Linked DNA regions of Homo sapiens: region 2 is linked to region 1. Evidence: read pairs that join two places in POLR2A ChIA-PET (ENCODE). Cell type or tissue: CD4-positive, alpha-beta T cell. All regions are shown on one strand. Links, peaks and the distances in the headings refer to the core of each region. The heading gives the core; the rest is flanking DNA.

What was found. Peaks named below come from ENCODE experiments on the same cell type or tissue, not always from the same donor. Only the 100,000 strongest peaks of a DNase experiment are listed, where the experiment ranks them.
Region 2: POLR2A ChIA-PET joins it to region 1 with 5 read pairs; 1 of 35 experiments calls an interaction of 5 or more read pairs at or near these places.

What each region holds. Positions count from the first base shown.
Region 1 is chr1:15,527,011-15,532,191 of GRCh38, forward strand. It overlaps DNAJC16 (DnaJ heat shock protein family (Hsp40) member C16), which reads left to right. Exons shown (of 15, transcript NM_015291.4): 2 at 2,078-2,262. The coding sequence starts at 2,096. Among named protein-coding and RNA genes, the nearest start is that of DNAJC16, 2.8 kb to the left of the region's middle. RefSeq lists silencers at 1-278, 203-302. In CD4-positive, alpha-beta T cell, for the core only: no CTCF peak of the experiment used is centred there; no DNase peak of the experiment used is centred there; H3K4me3 peaks cover 792 bases; H3K27ac peaks cover 496 bases.
Region 2 is chr1:16,904,211-16,908,801 of GRCh38, forward strand. No RefSeq gene overlaps it. Among named protein-coding and RNA genes, the nearest start is that of RNU1-2, 11 kb to the left of the region's middle. RefSeq lists enhancers at 84-723, 368-417, 518-567, 724-1,363 and a silencer at 1,104-1,398. In CD4-positive, alpha-beta T cell, for the core only: no CTCF peak of the experiment used is centred there; DNase peaks (open chromatin) are centred at 8, 721 and 1,981; H3K4me3 peaks cover 1,120 bases; H3K27ac peaks cover 1,908 bases.

The DNA of each region.
Region 1 (5,181 bases), core at 22-4,021:
CGACTCAGGGATTTCCCCTCAGTTCCTTCTCGTTTCCAGTCACTGCTGGCCCCGGGGGGAGCCGGGAGCCAACAGGGCCGGGCCCTGGGCTCTCGGAGGGCGGCGGGGGAGGGGGCTGTCTCCTGCAGGGTTGCGACCTCCGGCAGGAGCGCGAGGCGGGGCTTAGACCTGGAGCTTGTCTCTGGGAGCTTCTTCCTGGTCCTGGATATGCTGCCCAGAGAGCTGGCAGCCTACCTGTTGGGCAGGTGTTTGCTGCTCCGAGGTCGGCGCCGTCTATCTCGCATGTCAGCTAAAGAACTTCCCAGACCACCGCCACTTCGGCCCTCTAGCTGGAAGGAACTGACATGGTTAAATAAGGCAGCGATCGTACTGCATGGTAGAAATAATAGCACTAACGACCATTTGTTGACTGTTGACTCTGGGCTCAGTAAACCCTTTACATGCATTTAGTCCCCACATGATGATCCTTCAAGGTGGTAGTATTCATTCCCATTTTATGAATAAGGACGCTGATGCTTAGTAAGTTTAAATAATTTGCCCAAGGTAATAAAGTAGTGGAGAATAGATCCTAGTCTTCAACCCATATGCTTAACCAGTAGCTACATTGCCTTCACGTGTTTTCTAGGATATAATAGGTTGCCTTAACAAAGAAGAAACTGGTTTGTTTTAGGATTTTATTCAGCACGTATGCAATTTTAAACGTTGGTCATCAGATTAGTCAATTTTGTGAGGACTCCCAGGCGGCATTAAACTTGCACTTACGGAAATCCACCACTGTTATAGCTTTGCCCTTCTTCAGTAAGGTGTCACAGAAGACACTTGAACCTTAAAACTGTATTAACTTGTGAGAAATCAAGATAAATGTGTTCCTTGAAAAAAAACATTGTAGGGTATAACAGCAATCATAATTGTGGAGTATAAATATCTGCAGTTCCAGCACTACCCTGTTCATTAACCAGCCAGGATTATTTCCAAAATTCACAATGAATTAAGTCACTGTACTCACCAGAGATGGAGCTTGAAACTTTTAAAGACCACGCCTGCTATTTGGTCTTTGCCGTTAATTCTTCTTCACATGTAAAACTAAATTTTTTCTTGCCGCTTTTTCTCATCTGAGGTTTCCATTAATAATGACCATATTGGCCGGCGCGATGGCTCACGCCTGTAATCCCAACACTTTGGGAGGCCGAGGCGGGTGGATCACCTGAGGTCAGGAGTTCAAAACCAGCCTGGCCAACATGGTGAAACCCTGTCTCTACTAAAAATACAAAAAATTAGCTAGGCAGGGTGGCGCATGCCTGTAATCCCAGCTACTGGGGAGGCTGAGACAGGAGACTTGCTTGAACCTGGGAGGGGGAGGTTGCAGTGAGCTGAGATCCCATCATTGCACTCCAGCCTGGGCAACGAGTGAAACTCCGTCTCAAAAAAAAAAAACAAAAAAACACCATATTACTAATGATTAAAGAGCAGCTTCTCATTTTCTTGTTTGAATGGTGTGGTGAGAAAGAATAGAATTGAGGCATACTGCGTCTTAACTACACAGTTTTTTGAGAGTGTTTCACGTCCATGTTTGTACTTATTTAATGCCCAAGAATGCCACAACTATCTCATTTTGTAGTTTTGTACATGGTAAATCTTACAGTTTCATGAGTTTGTTTAACATGTACTCAATGAAGTATTCTTAAACCATTTATTTTATTTATTCTTATCAGAATAAATGAAATCATGTATTTGAGAGGTAGTCGTCCTGATTATCCTATTTAGGTTTTCTCTCATTTATGTATTATTTCTGCATCCCATTCATTTTCATTCATTTCTAAAGCTTTTCTAGTCAAAGTGTTCTGGAGAGTTGCTATTCTTATTACTCATCTTTTCATCTGTAATAGTTCTCATTTGTGATATTCAAAAGCAGTAGCGAGATTTTTATTTTAAGATACAGTTCAACAGCTTGACACTTTTCCTGCAAAATACCTTTTGTTGGTTTTGTTTTTCATCTATATATCTTATACCTTTACCTAAAAAGCAAGACTGTCCAGGTTTCTGCCACTGAAACTCATTGCCTCTTCAATCATTTCAGCTCTGGAAAGGAAGAGAAATGGAAGTGAGAAAGTTGAGCATTTCCTGGCAGTTCTTGATAGTTCTGGTTCTGATCCTGCAAATTCTGTCTGCGTTGGATTTTGACCCATACAGAGTCCTAGGGGTCAGCCGAACAGCCAGTCAGGCTGATATTAAAAAGGCTTATAAGAAGCTCGCCCGGGAATGGTAGGTGAAACAAAGAAATAGAGGTTTAACATAAGCTAAACAGTCTTAGCAGGGATGAAGTCTAAATTATGACTAGCTTTTATTTGTCTCTGTTTCTATGTTCAATATATATATCTGTCTAAAATATTTTACGCAGGAGAGCTAATGTTCATGTTCTATAATTGTTAGCGATAAGATCCAAAGCCTATGTTTACTCTGAAACTCCCTTTTAGGAATACTTTGGCTTAAAGAATTGCCTTAGATACTGTTAGCATATTTAATGTTAAAGTAACAAGTTTTAATTTTAAAAAAATGTATATATAGTCAATAATGGATATGCTACCCTTCCCATGATACATTATTCATAAAGTAACTTTATGAGTGTAATTGCTAAACAGGAACACTATACAACCCTATTCTCTAAATTATTAATTTCTACACTTTGAAAAAAAGTTAAGAGTAATAGCCTTTTGCCTCCAAAAAAAAAAATTCAGAAACCAAGGATAGTTGTCTCTTGATATCCATGAGGTCTTGGTTCCAGGATCCCCAGAAATACCAAAGTCATTGGATGCTCAAGTCCCTATATAAAATAGCATAGTATTTGCATATAATCTATGCACGTCCTCTCATATACTTTAAATCATCTCTAGCTTACTTATAATACCTAATACAATGTAACTGCTGTGCAAATGGTTGTTATACTGTTATTGTTTAAGGAATAATGACAAGAAAAAAGTCTGTACATGTTCAGTACAATGCAATTTTTTAAAAATATTTTTGAATATTTCAAAATAGAAAATATTATATTTTGGTTGGTGGAATCCATGGATGTGAAACCAACAGATATAGAGGGCTGACTATATATTACTCAAAAAAAAAAATTGGCCTGGCATGGTGGCTCATGTTTGTAATCCCAGCACTTTGGGAGGCTGAGGTGGGAGGATCGTTTGAGCCCAGGAGTTTGAGACCAGCCTGGGCAACATAGTGACACCTCATCACTATGGAAAAAAAAAAAAAGCCCAGAAGTTTGAGGCTGAAGTGAGCTATAATCACACCACTGCACTCCAGCCTGGGCAACAGAGTGAGACCCGTCTCAAAAAAAAAAACTTACAGAAAATTGTAATTTTGCCTGTAGTTATCAGGATAGCAATTAGCAGGGTAGCAATAAATCTAAAACTTTGGACAAATATCATCAGTTTCTTCCACCAATGCCTTGGCCATGCCAAAGAAGCAGAAGTGTTGGATTATATAGATGGAGGGGGAGCAGCAGAAGGAGGAAAGGACAGAGGTGACTCCAAGCTGGCTGTACCAACCATGAGGAATGGAAGAAAGTTTGGGACAGGTACCATCACTGAGCACCTACTACATGCTAATCTCCTGGTTCTATACTTTTTATCTCATTTAAACCTTATAATGAGCCTATGAAGGAGGATATCAGTATCTCTTTTTTTTTTGAGACGGAGTCTCGCTCTGTCACGCAGGCTGGAATGCAGTGGCACAATCTTGGCTCACTGTAACCTCCGCTTCCTGGGTTCAAGGGATTCTCCTGACTCAGCCTCCCAAGTAGCTGGGACTACAGGCGTGCACCACCACACCCAGCTAATTGTTGTATTTCTAGTAGAGACGGGGTTTTGCCATATTGGCCAGGCTGGTCTCAGACTCCTGACCTCAAGTGATCCGTCCACCTCGGCCTCCCAAAGTGCTGGGATTACAGACGTGAGCTACCATGCTCGGCCAGTGTCTCTGTTTTATAGATGAGAAGATGGAGGCTTAGAGTTGGTAAATCTGTGGTACCTCTGGGTTCCGTAGTTTGACCCTCTGCATCAGTAGTCCATTGCTTTATTGTTTTTTAATCATTTACACATCTAGGCATGAGTAAGGGTGAGTGGGCTAATGGTTGGCTGGGGAGGAGCTGAATGCGAGTAGGAAGTTATCCAGAAGCAAAACTGCCACATTGAGGTGATGCATGGTACAGACTGCATGCGTGACTGCGCCTGACACTGTTCTGCTTCAGTGAACAGGTATATTTTAGCATTAAACTGGTTGAAATAAAGGTAAAGATCATTGAAAATATATTTTTAAAATAAATGTTTTAGACCATATTCCATGAGAAATCCAGAATTGGATGCCAAAGAAGCAATCTCTAATTATACATGACCTCCTTCCAGGGACTCTTTATACCAAGGTTATGTTCTACATCATTTCAGACTCTTGCCTCTTTATGTTTAAAGCAGGATATATAAATCTGCAGCAAATTCATAAGGTAACAACATTCTTTTGGACAAGGCATAGCCTTTGACAATATTTTAAGAACACAAGTGACAGCTTGAGTATGTGGGACCTATTAAAATGTATAGCTTTGACTTTTCTGTCTTCCAGAGCTGAAAAGGGTGTTATGATATTAATTAAATGAGTCATATTCTTCTCTTTTTTAATTAGATTCTCTCTAGGAATAATTCATCACCATAGAAGTGTATTGAGTGTGTCATCCAGTAAAAGTCTAAAATTTTACTTTACGTTTTTAATTTTGCTCTACTATTATTTTCTGCGGTTTTGGCTATGACAATGCTTTGTCACTTGGAATAGTTTAAGTTTTGCTTACTAATGGCTTGATATACACTGAAAATAGCAGTGTTTCCCAGTTTGACTTTTCAGAATGAGCTATAGCAGGGGGAAGTGGTTACTTGTTGAGTTGGATCTGGAGCCTTCCTCTGATACATTTTACTAAGTGTTTCTTAGACTGCTTAAGAATTTTACTTTGCTTGGTGAAACCATTTGACTTTACTTTTTCCCTTAGGAAAACTATGTTTTTCTCCCAATAATTAAGTTTTATCGTAGGTACTTTTTGTTTGTTATCCACATTAGCAAAAGAAATAACTCCTCCCACCCAAAGAATGGCAGATTGGTGTGACGTGGTTATGCAATAAACTAACAGTAAAT
Region 2 (4,591 bases), core at 1-4,000, 1.4 Mb after region 1:
GACGGGGTTTCACCGTGGTCTCGATCTCCTGACCTCGTGATCGGCCCGCCTCAGCCTCCCAAAGTGCTGGGCTTACAAGCGTCAGCCACCGCGCCCGGCCAAGAAAGACTTTTCATCTAAAGGGAGAATGGGGAAAGAAGAGAACTTTTTTATTTTCAAATTCTCAGGCCCAGCGAGGCATTACATTGAGACAGCAACCACATTCTGCTTCCTTTTTGTACACTACTGTATTTGAAAAACAAAAAAACAAACCTACAAGACTCATAAAACTGGACAACTTTCTTTATAACACTACTACTCGTAAAACCAGTAAGGATGGCTGGTTTGCAGTTATCTGAGCAGCTTCTCTAGTTTCATAGACATGATTTCTCTCTGTTATTAAAGGGCTCCCAATTTTAAGTGGAATGCTACTTCACAAAGATAACCAGGTTTGAAAGGGTCCGGTTTGCTTTGTAATCCGAAACGTTCCAGTCTGCTATTAAAAGCCATTATTTGAAGACGGGTGCACAGGCTTCCAGCTGCCCGCCAGAAGGGTCCTCCGCAGGACACAGGTTAAGTAATCACTTCTTCGGGGGAGACTAGATGCAGGGTCTCGGCGCACCTCCCCAAAAGACAAGGGCGAGACAGAAAGGAGGGACAGGCGGACGTCACTTCCCCCGCCGGCTGCGGCACCGGGTTGGTGGGCTGAGTGGAGGAGGGTGGGGCGGAAGAACAGAAGGGGACTGGGAAAGGCACTGTTGGTGACATCACCGATAGGGCGTTTCTATGTAGATGAGGCAGCGCAGGGGCTGCTGCTTCGCCATGAAGGATTTCCCGTGCTGTAGGAGCAAGTCCGGGACCGCTGGCTGGACGTGAGCGTCCTAGCTGTGCGTTAGGGCTAGGAGGGCTCAGGGTGATTGGGGATTGGCTGGGGTGGTGCTCGGGGCAAGTGACCGTGCGTGTAAAGGGTGAGGCGTATGGAGCTGTGGCGGGGCGGAAGTTCACATGTGTGGTATGTAGAGCACATGTTATGGTTATCAAAGTGGTTTACTGTAAGGCTGAGGGCTATGCATTCTATGGCTATGTTGTTGTCTCTTATTTTTCCAAACGTGGAAACCTCTGTTTTGTAACTTGTAGTAATAAGGTAGAAATTAAAAAGAAAAAGTATTTTCCTGTACTTGCTTGGCTGCAAGGTCAGGAACAGATAGTTTCTGAAAAACCACATCGCTGAGAAATGAGTTCTGGAGACTCTCTTAACAGTCTGTTATCCCTAGGAAGGATAAGAGCAAGAAACAGCAAATGCTTTTATTACCTTCTCTTTTCCCTTTACCATTTCTCACTATTCAAGTTTTGTTAAGTTCTTGATTTCCCTTCAGTGCAGCTGCAAGGTCACCAGCTATTCTTGCCTCGTGAGACCTGTCACAGTTTGACTAGCTGCCTTTGTTCTGCTTCTGTAAGCCCTCTTGCCTGCCCCGCGAGTTTGGTGCCATCATAGTCCCACCATGCCATTCAAACTAGCCAACCCCCTTTTTGAAGTGTGTATAAAAGTCAAACCCTGTCTTTGTTCGGGGCTCAGCCTTTGGATTTTAATCCTCTGGGCCTGAGGGCACTCAATAAAATCCTCCTGTTCCACCCATTGGTCTCTCTGTTCTCCTGATTCCCACAACAGTAGTAGGGGACTGTGTCTGCACTTTCCCCTGGTCTTTCACGGTATGAATAATAGCCTTTTTTTTTTCGCCTATAGTCGCAGGCTCGGTCTCAGTGATTTTATGGTGTGGTCAGCTGTTTTTGTTTTTGTGAGACCTTGTTTACTGTCCTGGGACAGATGTCTGTAGTCACTTGTTTCCTTGGGAGGCAAATTTCAGTCTCTGTGGCAGAGGTCTCTCATGTTAGCTGTGGTGGTACTTGGCAGGCGGAGCTCAGGGATCTAGGCTTCCCTGCTTTGTAGACTGCTCAATGGTCCCCAAGGCCTACTGGCTTTTACCACCACTTGAAAACCTTAGTGTTTTTCCACTGTCCCCAGAGTCACCTCTTACACAGACTTATTTTGTTTGTCTTTTTCCCCGAGACAGAGTCTCACTCTATCTGGTAGCATCTTGGTTTAAGCGATCCTCCCACCTCAGCCTCTGGAGTAGCAGAGGCACGAGTCACCACAGCCAGCTAATTTCTGTTCTTGGTTTTGTTGTGGTGGTGGTTGTTTTGTTTTTTAAGAGTTGAAGTTTCACCATGTTGCCCAGGTTGGTCTCCAACTCCTGGACTCAAATAATCCGCCCTGCCTTGGCCTTCTAAAGTCCTGGGATTACAGGTGTGATCCATCACACCTGGCCAGCCCCTGCTTTTCACTATAGCATTCATGGGAGTTTGCAGGATTTCTGTGCTGGGGGGAACGTGTACTCAGCTCATACAGCCAAGTAGAAATTGTACTTGGAACTGGTGCCGTTGGGTTGTAGACATAACATGCTTGCTGTTTGTATGGGAAGGGCTTTGCCAGTGCTCTGTGCCCCTGTGCAGGGCATCCAGGCCTGCAGGTCAGAACGGCAGTCTCACCTATGAGTTTGTGTAATACGCAGCAATTCTCCCTGGAATATAAGATGGGTGGTCTTGTGAGGTTCCTACAAGTAAGAAGACAAATTTCCCTTCAGTTTGTATTGACAAAATTCAAAATTAATAATAACAGCCCAACCTCTTGAATGATAAATGTCCTTTACATTGACAGACCAGAACTGCCCTGCTTGCCTCAGCTCCTCTGTGCAGGTGCAGCTCACAATTCCCCCCACACAGGTCATTTCCTCCCTGCTTTCTCCAAAAGAGGGAGACAGCAGTTCTGCAGGACCACAGGGCTCAAGGCCTTCCAGGGCCAAAAATCTCAGAAGAAGTTGCCCGTTCTGCCTGTACCTCACGACTGACCTAGAAATGGCCTTTGCTAGGAGCAAAGTAGGGGGAAATGGTCGCCAGAGCTGGGGCCTGGGTACTGGGCCAGGTTACCCCACAGGAGGGGAAGTACTCAGGGTTAGAGGGGGCCAAGCACCAAGACCTCAGCATCCTCAACCTCCAAAAGGACTCAGAGAGATGCAGAAACCGAGACAGGGTTCCTCTTTCAAGGAAAGAGACTTTTGAGGAAGACCCCAGGGCTCTGAACCAAAATCCAGATTTTTCCCCATCTGCAGCTTAATTCCACCTTAGTTGGTGCAACTTCATCCTTCCCCTATGCTCAGGACAAAAAACAGTTCTTCTATAGGCTGGTCATTCTCTGGCCCCATACATCCTATTGGTCAGAAAATTATGTTTTTTCTTTGGTTAACTGCAGACTTTGGTCTGCACAGTCTTTTTCTTTCTTGGTCTGAAAACCACCCAGTAGTCCCATATGTAGCTTTTTTGGATAAACCTAGAAATTGACCCTGCTGGTCTTAAAGCTTGAAACTTAATATTTGTTTCGTCTGAGTTCCTTCCTCAGGAAACAACCTTCAGGCCTCTCAAAAAAGCCATCAAAGAACTGAAATTCATCCAGACAATGAGATGCTGGGACCCCTCATTCATCATGATTGCTTCCTTGCTCCTCCCTAGTTCCTGTTTTCTTACACATTGTTACATTTCTTCCCTGCCATATAAACCTCTGGTTTTGTTGGTCAGGGAGATGGATTTGAGACTGAGTTCTCATCTCCCCCACTGCAGCACCCTATTAAAGCGCCTTCCTTGGCAATAATCATCTCGGTGATTGGCTTTCTCTGTGGCAACCAGCAGGAATCCCAGATCTCTGAATTTTGGCAAAGGAGTCTCCTGATAAAGGTGGGATGGATTCTACTGACCAACATCAAAACGATCAGACATTTGAAAGCCTTAATCTCAGGGTCGGGGTTTGGGCCGCCCTTGGGCCTTTTCCTTGGGCCTAACCATTAAAATCAGCCTAGCCAGGTCTGTCTTCCAGGCACAGGGGTAGGGCCAGATACTCCTGATGCTTTTTGACGCTTCTCCCACTGGGTGGGCAACAACCCTCCCCTTCCCTGTGACCTGCAGAGAAGCTTCAGGGGGCGTTTATTCAATTTGCTAGGAGCCTACAAAGCACAGGTACACGGTGACTCTGTGGTTCCCACTGCACCTGCCACTCTCCTTGGTCCCCTCACTGTCTCTGGCAGGCAGTAATGTTCTGGGTGAGCTTGGGTGCTGAAGACACCCAGGCAGGGAGGGTAGGGAAAGGCACCAGCCCCTTAGGTCCTGCGCATTAGGGATCCAAAAAACATCTGAAGAAACAGAAAGGGAGCGTTGGAAGTAGATCAAAGGGAAAGAAAGAAATCCTAGGAGATTTCCTATCTGAAGGCACCATGAAGAGAAAGTCCGCCTCCTCTGGGCCGCGTCCTCCTGTTGCAGGTGAACCGAGTTCCGGTCTCCATTGGAAACCAAAGCAGGTAACTTTGCCCTGACTCCTAGTTAGGAAGCCATGCTTTGTCCTCCCCTGTTTAGCACTTGATCCTGTAGCACTTGATTGTCTCTCCCTGGCTTTCTATGGATTCCAGAGATGCAACTGAGAAGTTTGTTTTTAATGCACTTTTCCTTAAAGTAAGAGTATTTCAGGCCGGGCACGGTGGCTTACACCTGTAATCCCAACACTTTGGGA